2 separate regions of the Mus musculus genome follow, and region 1 is linked to region 2. Evidence: chromatin loops called from intact Hi-C (ENCODE). Cell type or tissue: gastrocnemius. All regions are shown on one strand. Links, peaks and the distances in the headings refer to the core of each region. The heading gives the core; the rest is flanking DNA.

The links. A loop is a pair of places that touch in the nucleus more often than their neighbours do. Peaks named below come from ENCODE experiments on the same cell type or tissue, not always from the same donor. Only the 100,000 strongest peaks of a DNase experiment are listed, where the experiment ranks them.
Region 1: it touches region 2 in a loop (5-fold over the local background); 27 of 42 quality-filtered maps call a loop at or near these places.

Annotation. Positions count from the first base shown.
Region 1 is chr2:83,656,141-83,664,483 of GRCm38, reverse strand. Zc3h15 (zinc finger CCCH-type containing 15) reads right to left here. Exons shown (of 10, transcript NM_026934.3): 3 at 7,357-7,468; 4 at 6,323-6,475; 5 at 5,863-5,954; 6 at 4,244-4,426; 7 at 3,191-3,337; 8 at 2,950-3,051; 9 at 2,212-2,335; 10 at 1-664. The coding sequence ends at 474. Among named protein-coding and RNA genes, the nearest start is that of Zc3h15, 16 kb to the right of the region's middle. In gastrocnemius, for the core only: a CTCF peak has its summit at 4,182 (motif pointing left); no DNase peak of the experiment used is centred there.
Region 2 is chr2:83,766,853-83,775,195 of GRCm38, reverse strand. Itgav (integrin alpha V) reads right to left here. Exons shown (of 30, transcript NM_008402.3): 9 at 6,858-6,901; 10 at 6,448-6,504; 11 at 5,091-5,143; 12 at 3,859-4,061. Among named protein-coding and RNA genes, the nearest start is that of Fam171b, 42 kb to the left of the region's middle. In gastrocnemius, for the core only: a CTCF peak has its summit at 3,593 (motif pointing right); DNase peaks (open chromatin) are centred at 3,609 and 3,932.

The DNA of each region.
Region 1 (8,343 bases), core at 150-8,149, 110 kb after region 2:
CAGAAGTACAATACTGAATCTGCATATGCAGTTTCCTTTATCAAGTACAGTGCTCACCTTTCAGGCAGTCTCTAAAACATATAAATACAAAGGAAAGGACACCACTCATTAAAAACTGCATCAAACGCAAGTGTCTTAAGTGTGAATCTGTTGTTTCTGGAAATTACACATGCCCAATGAAAACCAAAAGCTGGGAAAGCGGTTACACTTCCTACATGAGTGGACAGTTACAACGACAATCATCTTCTGTAATGACCATTTTTAATTTATCACCAACTACTCTGAACTTACTATGAGATGTAGTCAAGGTCAGAAGAGAGGACGCAGGGCTAGTACTCCTTTTGTGGAGGACAGAATCCCTCCAGGGTCATCATGGGGAAAGAAACATCCTGCTGATTCTAGGTGGCCAAACAATTAATGAGTCAATCTCAGTTCATGTTGATCCTAGTGAGCTGACCTAGTTTTCATCCTCATCATTCTTCTAAGTCAAGAGTGTTCAATTCCTCTTCTAGTTCATCCAGATCTTCGCCAGTGAACAGGTTTTCATCAACAGGAACAGCATCGATGGATCCATTTTCCTGTCCTCCCCCTCCGCTGTCCTCGTCCAAATCACTTCTTTCACCATTTTCAGCCAGACCCCCAGAAGCTTCACTTAATTTGTTCTCTAAAACAACAACCCCCAACCCCCAAAACATGAGATCAGTAAGGTCTAGAAATAGAAGACATTAATATGTCAGCAACTAAATTTTCTTTGTTTCCTGAAATTCAAGCAGCAAGGGCAGGTCTTCCTTTTCTGAGCCAATTATCTGTGTCCACTATGAAATTCTGTTTTTTTGTAGACATTTGCAGGCAAGATGAAAATTTTATAACTCTGTGTCTTTTACATGACTTAGTATTTGGTTCTCAAACAGTCAATGCCCACATACATTTTGTTAGATTAACTAGGCACAAAATGACAGTAGCATGTCTATTTACTTTAGGCCATTTACTTAAAGTCACAACTTGCATACTTTCTTTCTTTTTTTTTTTTTCCATTTTTTATTAGGTATTTAACTCATTTACATTTCCAATGCTATACCAAAAGTCCCCCATATCCACCCACCCCCACTCCCCTGCCCACCCGCTCCCCCTTTTTGGCCCTGGTATTCCCCTGTACTGGGGCATATAAAGTTTGCAAGTCCAATGGGCCTCTCTTTCCAGTGATGGCCGACTAGGCCATCTTTTACTTGCATACTTTCATAATAAAAATCAGGTTTATTAGTTTTTTCTATCCCAGCCTTTGCCTTAATTAGTACTGCTCTGTGCTTTTCTTTCATAGCACATATCCTTAACATAGTAGTCAAACCCATTACTCAAGGGATTAGATACAAACTCCCAATCTTTATGTCCATCCTACATCTCATACTAAATCATTATTTACACTTCCATGTCTTGCCGCCTTTCTCTCCTGTCATTTTTTTTGTCCTCTACTCAGCCCCCTTTTCTGTGACACACAGATTCTTATTTCCCACATCCTAAAAGTCCTTTCCCTATGAGCACACTGCTTCAGACACTTGGCCTGTACTCACTCATCCCTCATTCTCCCTATCACTATGGTAAGACAGGCACCTTATTCCAGTAACCCTCTGCCTAACTAGAGCTAATAGATTACTTATAATGATGTTATTCTTATTATTTTAATTTATTTTCTTGTTTTTTTTTTTCCCCCGAGACAGGGTTTCTCTGTGTAGCCCTGGCTGTTCTGGAATGCACTCTGTAGACCTTGAATTTGGATCCGCCTGCCTCTGCCTCCCAAGTGCTGGGATTAAAGGCGTGAGCCACCACTGCCCAGCGTATTACTATTTTTTCACACTCAGGTCTCTTATGTTTTCACTGAAGTGCTCGTAGTGTTTTGTTAGCACTCTGATTGACCGAGCTCATTCATTCTGACTGACTTTCACCTTGTTTTTGTCTGTAAATACACAGAATTCTAGAGTAACACTCAAAAGCTACATCTCTAAACTTGGTTCTGGTCTCCTTCTAAGAAGTTTAGTCAATGGTTTCAGTATGCACTAAAATATCTTTTCTATAGCTTCTACTACCTTCTATATTTAGCCAAACGTTTATTATTTCCAGTCTGGAACCTGCAAATGCGAATTTTCCCAAGCTGGTTTAATTCCCTCTAAACAGTTTCCTAGTTCTTTAGAACTCTGAAAAATGTAGCGTACTCACCGTCTTTGTCTGGCGCATAGGTGCTGAATCTTTCAACACTGGCCACAGTGATACCTGTCTCTTCTACATCTCTTGGGACGTACAGGCTTATATCTATGTCATTTACACCCATAGAATCATCAACCTTTAAACATACAGAGAAAGCAAAGTTGTTACAAATAAGGTTCCTCAACTCACTTTAACCTTAACACATTTTCTTCAGGAAACAAAATTATTATTAATACCATAAATGATCACTCATTCTTCCCCTTAAATTTTTAGGAAAAAAAAATATATTCCTTGACTGTTTTTGCAGAACAATTAAATAAAAAAAGATTACTCTAAAGGGATTTAAAAATAGTTTATTTTTTTAAACATCTACTGCACATAGCACTAAACTTATGTGCCATCTTAAGTTCTATAAAGAAAGCACCCCTATATAAACATCACTGAGCAGCAGCCTGGGTTAGGAATTACTTTACTGATGGAAAGAAGACTTGAACCCAAGCTGGGCGTGGTGGTGCACACCTTTAATTCCAGCACCTGGGAGGCAGAGGCAGGTGGATTTCTAAGTTAGAGGCCAGCCTGGTCTACAAAGTGAGTTCCAGGATAGCCAGGGCTACACAGAGAAACCCTGTCTCAAAAAACAAAAGACTTGAACCCTAGACTGGCCCAGAGATGGTGCACTATTTTAACCATGTTTCTGTTCTCTCTACCCACCCCATTAGGATAAACTTGTGAGTCAAAACTTCCTCTTACCTCATCACCACCTGTTCCCTGAATGTAACGGGTATCGTCTGCTTCCTCGTCATCATCATTGACCAGCTCGGGACGAAATTCAAATACCTCACGACCACTGATCTATTAAGGCACACAAATATCTCAGGGAAATGCTAGCATTCATTTTAGACATATTGCATAGACTCTTAAAGACTGGATCTTGGATTTTAAAAAGGGTAAGATAAAATAATGAAGGATTTGGTAGGAATCTGGAACATACCACCAGTGCTTTCCCTGCTTTGAAGTCAGCTTTCCGCCTCTCCATATCTTGTTCAAGTTTATCAATCTTTTCTTGTCTTTTCCTCTTCTTCCACGCGAGAAAAGACTCTAGAGTGATTTTGGTAACATTTGGACCTAGGGCAGAACGCTGCAAAGGTAAGAGATTTAAAGTCACTTATAGTTGTTTAGCAGTATTTCTCTTTTAATGTAGGTAACTCTGCCCCTATGGCCACCCTAAGATAGTAGACTAAATTATGGTGCTTTCTCTTTGCACGGCAATGAGATAAACAAGTACCCAGACACACATAAAACCCAACACTTCGAGGTAAATCTCAACCTGAGCAGAAAATTTTGTTATGGGAAACTGTTGGTAAAAGTAATAGGTTTAAAATCATCACACTAAATCCACATTTCATCTATGTTCTTTTAGATCGTATTTGACTCTAAGGGCCACTCTTATTATCTTATTCTAAGTGACATACAAACAACAGGAACATCGTAGGAATGTATAAAATTTACTATTAGTCACTTATATGTATACTGAAGCAAATGATGCTAAATCTAGTACTTTCAAATAATTTCAGCTTCACCTTATCCTCAGTGTCTCTAACTCAGGACCAATCACTGCTCTGCCGAACTAGAGAAGAGCAGCTGCAGAGGCTCTTCTGTCAGATTATTTCTCCTCGAACTGGAGAGATCACACATAAAACCAAAACCAAAAGGGCTTTCCTTCCACACACACACATAGAATGTTACAAAGAAAAGGAGCACCAAGGAAAGAACCTCAAAGGCATCAACATAAGGCACAAGCAAGCATCTTAAAGAATCCCATAGCACAAATAAACCCTGGACCCTCTTATAGTTAAAGAATGTTTTGCTAACATATATGGTAAAATTTACACTTAAGATACTCAAGAGTAATTTAAGTACAGTAACTTTAAGAAAAGGGCATATTATTTTCCCTTTTATAACATGCTATTGCCCCCAAGTGGTAAATATTAGAATTTACAAACATAATTAAAAATAGCCTTTAAAAGAAAAGATGCTTGTTTACCTCTCTTTCAATTAGATCTTCTAATGAGATTTCATCTTCCTTCTCTTCTTTCTTTTTGTCTTTCTTTAGCACAAATCCAGGAGGAAGTGCATGGCGATACATGCAGTTGTCCCCACCTCCAGGACACACCCAAAACCAGCCATACTTGTTATTTTCAATAGCTTCAAGAAAATGTCTGCACACCTATAGAGACAATATTATTTAGAAGTGGTAGTGCAGTGTAAATCTATCTCACTTAAGCACGTGGAACAAACAAACACACCTTGAGGCTAACCACTTATATACAAAGTAAACCTAAAGTGAGACCCCATGCCAAACAAAACAAAACAAAACACAACACCACACCACACCACACCACACCACACCACACCACACCACACCACACCAGGGGCTTGAGAGGTGGCTCAGTGGTTAATGTCAGGAGGCTTGCAACTGCCTACAACTCTGGCTCCAGGAGATCTGACTTGGCCTCTGGCCTCTATAGACACATATGCTCATGTAGACCTACCACACACACTACACATAATTAAAAAAACCGCACCACGAAGTAGACCAGCAAAATCCCCAAGCCTTTATTTACTCTGTATATAATAATTTACAGTTAGTTTCAGTTAGTCTCTGTAAATATAATCCAAACGTCTAACTTTTAAAAATAAATCTAGCCCATGGTCTAACCTCTAATATTGCAAGCAAAAAAAAAAAAAAAAAAAAAAAAAAAAAAAAAAAAAAAACTAAGCCAAACCAAGAAAACGCCTATGACATAAACCTTAATGGGATTATTTGACTAAATAGGCAACTCTGTATATGAGTCATAAGGATGTAATGTCCAAAAGGAACACAATAGAAAAATAGCAATCCTTCAAACACAAATGTGTTCAAAGTGCAACTATGCCAGTCAGGCAATAACCTTTACAAGTAAAACAAAACAAAAAACAAAAAATAATTTACCAGTCTCGCCCCAAAACAAAACAAAACCCAAGGAGTGTTTATGAATCAAAACGTATTTAAGTCTCCTAGTAGAGCAGAACCTCTCCAGATGTGACACTCAGATGTGTACTCAGGGTATAGATATGTGGATGCTGAGGAATAACCTTGAGTTTTTCAAGGGAGATTTCCCAGAACATTAGAGATACCACTATCCAAGCCCTCATTTTTTAATTCATATGTAAAAATTATTTTGAGCTAGTAATTAAAAAACTTCCACAGTACTAAAATAAAACAGTTCATTAAGTGGACTGGCTTACTAGGTGTAGTTCCATCACACCCAAGAAGAGTCTTATCTTAGTGTATTGTATTCATCTCGCTTTTCTGAGACAGAGTTTGTATTTGTAGCCTGGGCCTGCATCAAACTTGCAACTGGCCATTACTGGCCCATAGTCGAAGTAGAATTACTCCAGAAAATTGCATTAGGAGACTTTAGTCACTCAGTTTTTAGACCACTTTTGTTACAAAATCTAATTAAAACTCCAAAACTAAATAAAGCAGGGCGTATTGTAGCTTATATTGGTGAGACGTGATTTTCTAATCCTCAGCACTCCAGTACAAAACATCAATACCTTGCCACATAATTCTCCCTAATAATAAGTGCCACAGCAACTCAATTCAAGAAAAGGACATACTATTTGAGTTTTTGGTTTTTTCTTTTCCGCCTCACCGTGCTTCTTGTTTACTACTTCTTCCAGCTTTTTCTCATCCCAATTATCCATAGTATCTAAATAAAGACACAATAAGCAGGTTTTATCTCCTCCTCCAACAACATAGGCCTCTGAACAGACAGGAACACTCCACTGTAATATTCATAATGTAACAATTATCTCTGAAGCAGCAAAGATACGCATACACAATATTAACAAACTATCAATCCAAGCTCCCAGGGCAGCTTATATAAATAAGATGGTAGCACGGGAGGGAAGAAAGGCAGACAAATCGAAACTGAATCACTGTATTCTAAGCACCATTTATTTAAATTTTTGTTCTTTGCAAACAATAGTAGTATTAGTAATACTGTACTAATGTTACTATGTATCTTAGTAAGAAACCAAAAAAAAAGGACTTATTTTTAAACTTAAGAAGAAATACCTTTTTCAAGTTCTTCATCTCTTGCATCAATGTAAACACTTCGTTTTTCACATTTTCTCTCCAAAGTGAGGTCATGAGAGAACTTACATTTATCTCCTTTAGTACACTGTCCCTGTTTGAAGAATGCGCACACCACAGATTTGGGATCTGCACCTGTATCAAATTGGAAGTAATATTTTATTACAGGCAGGTAACCCGTGTTCAAGACTCTCTTCCTGTTGGAGGATATTGGTTGTTACTCTTCCATGCCCCCGCCCTGTCTTTCTTATAGGCTGCTTGTATTTAGGCTATAATCACATTCGCCTAGCTTATTATTTTCTATTTACTAATGTTCTAGAAAATACAATTTAAAGGTATTTGGCTAGAGAGTTCTTTACAGCTTTTTACATAGCATTGTGTATCTATTTGTTTTTCTTTTATTCTTATCAAGCTAAACAGCTAAAGTGGAAAACCAAACAGGTTATTCTGTAGTCTCTTCCTGTGGAGTCAGCAAGACAGGAGGCAAAGAAAAACATAATGGAAGAATACTGCCTCAAATATGTATGTGATTTATAATTTATACAACCACGGCTTTGTCTTGGCTCCCAAAGACACCCCTCTGCATCAAAACAAGAATGAAATTTCGAAAACAATCAAATTGTTTTTATTTTTCCAAGGTAAGGTCTTCTTGTTTAGCTATGGCTGCTTTGAACTTACATAACTCTGCCTGCCTCTACCTCGTGAGTGCTGGTACTAAAAAGCACATATCACAACACTAGACACATAGCAAATAAAAGCCTTAAAAAAAAGTTTCTTTGTTTGTATGTGTGAACGCTTATCTGCATGCACCCATTTGTGGCATATGTGTACTTGGTGACTGAGGTACCAGGCACTGGCTCCTCTGAGCTGGAGCCATGAATGACTGAGCCTCTGGCTATGGGTGCTGGAAACTGAGACCAGGCCCTAAAGGTCCTAAAGCTTTGGCTCCTCACAGATCAACTCTGAAACAAGAATTATAAGGAATCAAAATAGTATTGCTGGTATTTAAATTTTACCTTTGCTTATTTTTTGTGCAGCAACTACAGGTTTGAACAACTCATTTAGCTCTTGTAGTTCTTTCTTCTTGTCATCTTTCTTCAATTTCTTTTCAGCTTCACTTTGCGCTACCTACATTTCCAAGTTAAAAATATAAATCTGATTGCAAACTGTTTTCACTATACAGTAATTACTAACCTAGAAACATCTGCATATTTATATGTATACAGTCTCTACATTAACTGGCTTACACATTAGGTACTGTGGTTAAACTTTTTTTTAAATCTTATAACTAGGTATCATACCTAATAAACTCATATGATTTAAAAAGTTCATGTCAACAAGCATTTTATTAAACATGTAACCCTGGCATTTAGCAAATAGTTCTCATTTGAAGTTATTTTTTCCAAAGAAAGAAACCTATGCTCCAGAAATATAAGCGTGCATTTTGACATCAATGAAAATATCCTGACAAGTACAATGACATGACAATGGTTAGTAACCACCACAAACTACAGTAACCTTGTTGCCTTTGTCAGTGCAGTAGATAATAAGATAAAAATTCACTCATAGTTCTAGGTAACATGTTTTACATACCTAATACAATTACATACCTAATATAATTAATGCATTTGTATTCATGTAAACATTTATAACTCAGCTCCTATACATGACGCTTATTTAAGGACGTTCAGAATAATATGGGAAGACAGGCATACAATTATAATACAATATACATAGTACTTTGAAAACAAAGAATGTAGAAAATTAGATATAGCTGATAACTTTATAGAGGAGTTCTGATGAACAAAAAAAAAAGGAATGTAGAAAGAACCTGCCGCCACTGTGAAGACAAAGGTCCAGAGAACACCAAGATATGAGAACATCAATGACAAGTTCAGACTTTACCAGTAGGTGATAAAACTCTAACTTAGGGGTTATAGGTAAGTAATCAGATCAGGTTTCAGTTTGTAAAGACAGAGTGGCAACTTTGAAGATACATTAGC
Region 2 (8,343 bases), core at 308-8,307:
TAGCTTTGGCTGGCCTGGAACACACTATGAAGACTAGGCTGGCCTCAAATTCATAGAGATCTGCTTACCTCTCCCTCCAGAACGCTCCACTTAAAGGTGTGCACCATCATTCCAGCTTTGACTAGCCTCTGATTTTCAGCACCTAGAAGACTATCTGGTAGCCACAAGCCCTAAGAATATGTCATTCTTTGAAAATATGTATTTGCATCATGTAAAGTAGTCCTTTTAACCTTTTCTAAGTCTTTAAAAGATAATTCAAATTAACATATGCATTAAGAAAATACTGACTGGGATTGGAGAGGTGGTTCAGCAGTTAAGAGCACTGACTGCTCTTCTAGAGGTCCTGAGTTCAGTTCCCAGCAACCACATGGTGGCTCACAACCATCTGTATTGGGATCCAACACCCTCTTCTGGTGTATCTGAAGACAACTACAGTATATTCTGGTGTGTCTGGTGTATACATATACATAAAATTAATTAAATTCATTAATTAAAAAAGAAAATATTGATTAGTTTCCCAGAAAAAGATGGCTCTAGTCTATGGGGTTATTTAGTATGAGCTGTCTCTTTCTAACCCCGTCAATATTGCATGCACAGTTATTGTCTCCCTCTCTGCTGCTGTCTGGAGCCACTTGCACTGTCATGATCTCACTTCCTCCCTGGATTGCACTACTGTTCTCTTTAGGTTTTTTTTATTAATTTTTTATTAGATATTTTTTTCATTTACATTTCAAATGCTATCCCCAAAGCCCCCTATACCCTCCCCCTGCCCTGCTCCCCAACCCACCTACTCCTGCTTCCTGGCTCTGGCATTCCCCTGTACTGGGGCATATGATCTTCATAATACCAAGAGCCTTTCCTCTCATTGATAGCTGACTACGCCATCCTCTGCTACATATGCAGCTAGAGACACAAGCTCTGGGGGAGTTGGGGAGGGGGTAACTGGTTAGTTCATATCGCTGTTCCTCCTATAGGGTTGCAGACCCCTTTAGCTCCTTGGGTACTTTCTCTAGCTACTTCATTGGGGGCCCTGTGTTCCATCCAATAGATGGCTGTGAGCATCCACATCTGTATTTGCCAGGCATTGGCATAGCCTCACAAGAGACAGCTATATCAGGGTCCTGTCAGCAAAATCTTGCTGGCATATGCAATAGTGTCTGGGTTTGGTGGTTGTATGTGAGATGGATCCCTGGGTGGGGCAGTCTCTGGATGGTCTTTCCTTCTGTCTTAGCTCCGAATTTTGTCTCTGTAAATCCTTCCATGGGTATTTTGTTCCCCATTCTAAGAAGGAACGAATTATCCACACTTTGGTCTTCCTTCTTCTAGAGTTTCATGTGTTCTGTGAATTGTATCTTGGATATTCTAAGTTTTTGGGCTAATATCCCCTCATCAGTAAGTGCATACCATGTATGTTCTTTTGTGATTGCGTTACCTCACTCAGGATGATATCCTCCAGATACATCCATTTGCCTAGGAATTTCATAAATTCATTCTTTTTAATAGCTGAGTAGTACTCCATTGTGTAAATGTACCACATTTTCTGTATCCATTCCTCTGTTGAGGAACATCTGGGTTCTTTCCAGCTTCTGGCTACTATAAATAAGGCTGCTATGACCATAGTGGAGCATTCTCTTTAGGTTTTAACCCTTCCCTCTGTTTTGTTTTGTTAGGCAATAATGACAAAAACTGCACAGAATTACCCGAGTCTACATAACAATACAAAGCCTAACTTAATGTTTCCTTTTCCACATCCATTTTGCTGTGATTTGACTGTGAAATGTCCTGTCCCTCAGCCCATAGACTCCTGTGTTTGAGTACTTGGTCGCCAGCTAGTGGCGCTGACCTGGAGAGCTGTGGGACATCACAGAGGTGGACCCTGACTGGGAAAGTGGATGAGTGTTTCAGGGAGAGGGAGCAGGCCATGAGGCCTTATCATCTGGCCTCACTTCCCATCTGTGCTCTGCATTCTGCAGATAGACAGATAGACCAGGTACTTTATGCTTCTGCTGCCACTGCTCTCAGACTGTAAGCTAAAGAAAACCCTTCTCCCTGTGGTGGTTTAAATATACTTGGCCCAGGGAATGGCACTATAAGGAGGTGTGGCCTTGATGGAGTAGGTGTGTCCCTGTGGGTATGGGCTAAAAGACCATGTGGGAGACAGTCTTCTAGCAAGCTTCAGATGAAGATGGAGAACTCTCAGGTCCTCCTGCACCATGTCTACCTGGATGCTGCCATGTTCCCACCTTGAAGATGAAGATGATAATGATAATGGCCTGAACCGCTAAACCAGTAAGTGAGGCTCAGTTAAATGCTGTCCTTATAAGAGTTGCCATGGTCATGGTATCTGTTCACAGCAGTAAAACCCTAACTAAGACACTCCCTTAAGTTGCTTCATATCTGGTAACAGCAACACGTAACTAATTCGCCTTTTGCTGGTACCTAGTGAGGTGGAGGACTGAAACAGGCATTCACTGTTACCAGATCTGAACAAAATGAGATTGGAACTAACAGCACAAAAATGCATGTTTACATAAACATGGCTCAGGTAATCTTCCACTAAAGAATTACCATTCACGGTTCCCTACAGACCATCAACACCTCCTAAGGTATTTATCTCCTAACAGTAAAACTTCTTTGTAAAAATCTTTTCAAAGATTTTTTGCTGTTGTTTACACATGCTGTCAAATAACATAACAAAAATATGAAAAGCAAGATGACAATATCCAGGAAATGTGACTTTAAAGTGACTGGAATACCTTTGGAACAAAGCAACAGCTTTCTGTCTTAGTTGTTCCAGAAAGCCTGGGAGACAGAGCCCAGCTGAAATGAAAGGGACCTGATAATTTTACACAAGGTAGAAAATCAAATACAGTTTTCTTTCTTACCTCCAGGTTTTACTGTCAGTGAGCAGTGACCTACAGTGGTCTTTCCATAACTTGTTATAAGCTTTATTCTAAGGTTGAATGCTATGTTCTTTGATGACAAAAAAAAAATTTTAAGACTATTTTAGGAAGCAAAATATACCCTGGTCTAGTTATTCCCTAAGTCTGAAATCTTCTAAGGTTATTCAAACTGGCCTGTGACACACAGCTGTCCACAGGGCAGGAATGGAGGTGTTTCCTTCCACTATGCAGTCAGAGTCATCTGTACCACTGAATTTATCGAGTCTTCTTCCTAATAACTTTCTAATATGTTGCTTAAACCCAAATATATTGCTGATTATGCAAAGAAACCAACAATTCTTCTCTCCTCACTATCCTTTTACAAAAATCCTTGTAACCTAAATTTTATGTATCTAATTTTTAATCTGTATTTCAGGCTTCGGAAAAGAGCTGTGTAGTAAAAGCCAACTTTTATTTTAAAAGGTATCTGAAACTATTGAAATATAAGGCCACCATAACACAATGAGCATAAGCCATTTACAAGTCCCCATGAAAAGATATATAACCTCTCTCTGAGGTTTCACTATAAAGCTGCGACTATTTAAAAAAAAAAAAAAAAAACCTCTAGTGGAAACTCGTGCCTGAGTTAGGCTTTAAGTCATTACTGCTTTGACAAAGGCTGGGAGGTAGTTTTTCACTTGGAAGCAAATGGACACTAGAGGGCACTGACAGGCAGCAGGATGCAGAGGGCTCCCTGAGATTGGAGGCTCCTTTCAGAATTCAATCATCTCTAGCTCATGAAAGCCAAGTTTTGACATTTTTTGCTCATTTTCAAGGAAAAAGAAATAGCAATCTGGTTTTAAATTTGGTGTCTGTGATGTGCTCTCCATCTTTCCGGGAGGTTTGCACATAGGAGCTCCTGTACATGGTGTTTTAGGACTTCCTCTGGTGACACAGAAAGGCGCTTGGATCTTACCATTGAAGCCATCCTGGTCCAGGTCTCCCAATGGAGCTATGGCACTTCCAAACCTGGCAAAAACCTCAAAGCCGTTCAGCTTTGTAGTCTGGAAGTCTCCCACTGCTCTCTGCAGAGACACTGAGACCTGGCCAACCTCCTGGAGTTTCCCATCGGAACCTCGGTCCATGAACAGGGGGGCTCCAATAAACACATCTGCGTAACTGAAAGAAGAGAACATCCTCACACACAAAATCAAACTCTATCTGACAGTTGTTATTCCTCTTAATTTTCTATTTTATTCTATGGGTGGGTTTTTTTATTTGGTTGGTTGGTTGGTTGGTTGGTTGGTTGGGTTGGTTAGGTTGGTTGGTTGGTTACTTGGTTGGTTTGGCTTTTTGAGACAAGGTCTCTCTGTGTAGCCCTTGCTGTCCTAGAACTTGCTCTGTAGACCAGGCAGAACTCAAACTAACAGAGATCCACCTGATTCTTCTAGGAGTAAGGGGGTACCAGGTCTTCATGTGTGTCTGTGTACCACATGTGTACCTGGCACCCTCAGATGCCAGAAAAGGGCTTTGGATCCCTTAGAACTGGATTTAGGTGGTTATGAGCCACCAAGTGGGTGCTGAGGCTCAAACCCAAGCCCTCTGCAAGACAAGCCAGTGCTCTTACCCACTGAGCAGTCTTTCCAGCTCCTCATCAGCACATTCTTATTAAAACTCCTCTTTTTCACTCAGTCTCCACTTCCCACCCGTTTGCAGGCTTCTTATAACTACATGGCTCAATGGTAGGTTATTCATAAAATTACATTGTCCTGGTTTAAGATAATGGTTCTCAACCGATTGGCCTTGACCCAGTGGTTGGTTGGGTCAGAGGCAAATATTAGAGGCAGAATATTAGATATTCTTAATATCAGATACTTCCATTCATATTTGTAACATCAGATTCATAACAGTAGCAAACTTACAGTTATGAAGTAACAATGAAATAATTTTATAGTTGGGGGTCACCACAACATGAAGAAGGGTCACACCATCAGGAAGGTTGAGAACCACTGTGTTAGAGTTAAAATTTAGGACCAACTCAAGGATTTCCTCATATTTATTATTAGGGAGCATCAACTTGTTTTCTTAAAATGACAGAAGAGTAACAGGAAGAAGACAAAGAAACAGAAGAAACACTGTTTAGTTTTAGTCAAGCACTTATAAACACAGAGGAAAAATGGTTTCTGGAAACAATTTTTTAAAACTTACTCATCCCCATTAATGTCAGTAGCAGCTACAGAAAATCCAAAATACGCAGCCATCTGAAGAAGAAGATAGAACAAAACATTTACATTTCATTCAGCCAGATGAACATTTACACTAATATTTATATCTTAGAGAAAGGCTGATTTCTTTCTCTGTGCATTTAGGGTCTTTTTGTCTGCTTCCTAAGACAATGGCCATCCGTTAATGAGGCTTTTTTAATTTTTCTAGATTTATAAGCAGAACACATTTCATGTCCATCATCGCAGGGCCTAAGCCATGAGGCTTTTCATCCCTCCTCTCTCTGAGCCTAACACAGCAGGAAAGAGGCTCCAGCCTCCATACAACACTGGGAGGACCTTTCTCTGCCCACTGTGTAACTTCTCCTTTGACGTTACCAATTTGTAACTTAGTTCCCTGAGACACACAAACGAGAATGTTATAAAACATCTCTACTCACTCCAAAAGGATTGTACTAAAATGAAGAACTTATATTTTGCAATGCAGCTATGCATATGTCATCAGTAATATACACACCTGTAGTGTGCTTTTGGCACCTGATAAAACTAAAACACGTAAGCCATCCTTTTCTTGTCTTTTCTTTTCTTTTGATTATGGGGTTTTCAAGACAGGGTTTCTCTGGGTAGCCCTGGCTGTCCTAGAACTCACTCTGCAGATCAGGCTGGCCTCAAACTCACAGAACCACCTGGCTCTGCCTCCCTAGTGCTAGAATTAAAGGCTTCATGGGTAATTCTCCCCGGCCCCAATTGGATAATTCTTTAAGGAAACATTGATGATATCAAGGAAATTTTATGCTTTTGTATAAGTTTTATTTTTTAAAAAGCAGCAAACAAAAACAAGCTATATTATACGGAGACAAAAGGATTTGCTAAACCATGATATTCTGTTTAAAAACAAAGGTTGAGCTACAATAAATGCAGCACCTGCCTTCAAAAAAAAATAAAAATAAAAACAAAGGTAAAATATCTGAAACCAGGTGAGCAGTGAAAGCAGAGGGCAGGTAGATCTGAGTTTGAGGTCAGCCTAGTCTACATAGTGAGTGCCAGGACTATCCAGAGAAACCTTGTCTCAGAAAAACAAAAAACAAACAAAAACCCCAAAGCCTGTCATAATTCTATTTATAGCTTTGTATGTATGGACCTATTAAACTATTTCCACAAAACACTGACTGACACAAGATAACACACTGGAAATGGAATCTGTCATGCAGACTTGAACAGCAGCAGCAAGAGGGGCCTTCTGCAGTGTGTGTCAGGCTACTCTGCAGATGACTTCTGTATTTTCACTTTCTACACTCTCCTCAGTGAATTTTCATAACGGGGTGTGAATTTTAATACCATACCTGTTCACCAGTAAAATTGTGTAAAGAGGACATATTTTTCCCATCATAAATATAAACCTGTGCAAAAAAAAGAGAAATATTTAAAATTAATGATATCTACAGATGGGGGTGGCATATGAATATGTTTGTGGAGATATGGGCATGGGGGGAGGGGAAGGGTGCTTGTACATGTGTCAAAGTTGAGTGTCTTCATCCCTTTTTGAGGCAGTCGTTCATTTGTATGGTGACTGGCTGGTGAGCAGCAGGGGTCCACCTGTCTCTACACAGCACCAGGGTTACAGCGTGATGGGCCTCCTTTCAGATGCCCACCCGGAATCCAAATAGCAGACCTCATGCTTTTGAGATATCTTCTGACCATCTCCCCAGCCCATTCTCCCCCATAGGTTTAAAAACACCCTTTTTCATCTTACCATTCCCAAAGTCCTTGCTGCTCTTGGAACTCCTGAGACAAAATCTGGGGGGGGGGGGGAATAAAACCTTAATTACTGACTCATACCATTTACAGTTACCAAACTCAGACACTATTGTGGATGCCAAGAAGTGCATGCTGAAAGGAGCCTGATATGGCTATCTCCTGAGAGGCCCTGCCAGAGCCTTACAAATACAGAGGTAGATGTTAGCAGCCAACCACTTGACTGAGTGTCCTTAATAGAGGAGTTAGAGAGTGGACTGAAGGAGCTGAAGGGGTTTGTAACCCCATAGGAAGAACAACAATATCAACCAACCAGACCCCCCAGGACTCCCAGAGACTAAGCCATCAACAAAGGAGTACACATAGTTCCAGCTGCATATGTAGCAGAGGATGGCCTTGTCAGGCATCAATGGAAGGAGAGGACCTTGGTCCAATGAATGCCCAATAGATGCCCCAGTGTAGGGGAATCAAGAGTGGGGAGATGGGAGTGGGTGGGTGTGTGGAGGAACACCCTCATAGAAGCAGGGGGGGAGGATGTGATAGGGGGTTTCCAGTAGAGAGGGAAACTGGAAAGGGGATAACATTTGAAATGTAAATAAAGAAAATATCCAGTTTTTTTTTTTAAAAAAAAAAAGAAAGAAAGAAAAACTTAATTACTCTTTTTTTTGTTTTTGTTTTTGTTTTTTGTTTTTCGAGATAGGGTTTCTCTGTGTAGCCCTGGCTGTCCTGGAACTCACTCTGTAGACCAGGCTGGCCTCGAACTCAGAAATTCGCCTGCCTCTGCCTCCTGAGTGCTGGGATTAAAGGCGTGCGCCACCACGCCCAGCTTAATTACTCATTTTTTAAGACAAACACTGGAATTTACAGATGGAGGTACTCTACCAGAGAGCTTTAAATTTTATAAATTCAGTAGAAAACAAACTAGAGACCTTTTGGATCGATGTTGGATACAAAGTAACCTACCTTGCATTTTAAATTATAAAAACAGTATTAAGAACTCAAATATGCCAGGAGTGGTGGCACACACCTTTAATACCAACACTCAGTAGGCAGGGGCAGGAGGATCTCTGTGGAGGTAGGCAGATTAACTTTGATGCCAGCCTGGTTTACAGAGTGAGTTCAAGGACAGCCAGGAACTCAAAAACATGCATGTAAGCCCTCAAATGACTCACCATCTTATTAAACAGGAACAGAAAGATCAAGGGGGGTGGGGAGGTTATATTACAGTAGGGAAAAACAATACCTAGCTGAAATGAGACTGTGGCTGGGGTCAGAAGCAGGACCTATGTGATTTCCAGGTGGCTACACTGGAAGCAGGGCAAGGAGGAAGGAGGTACAGCCTGCTCCCGACTATGACCACAAGCCACAGATAACCCAAAAGAGGAAAAGCCTCTCCACCCAGACAGAATTTACCAGGGCCTCAAAAGGGACAAGCAAAGAGCTCCAGGCCCCCAGCAGTTCTGCCAGGCAGAACTTGTCCCCCT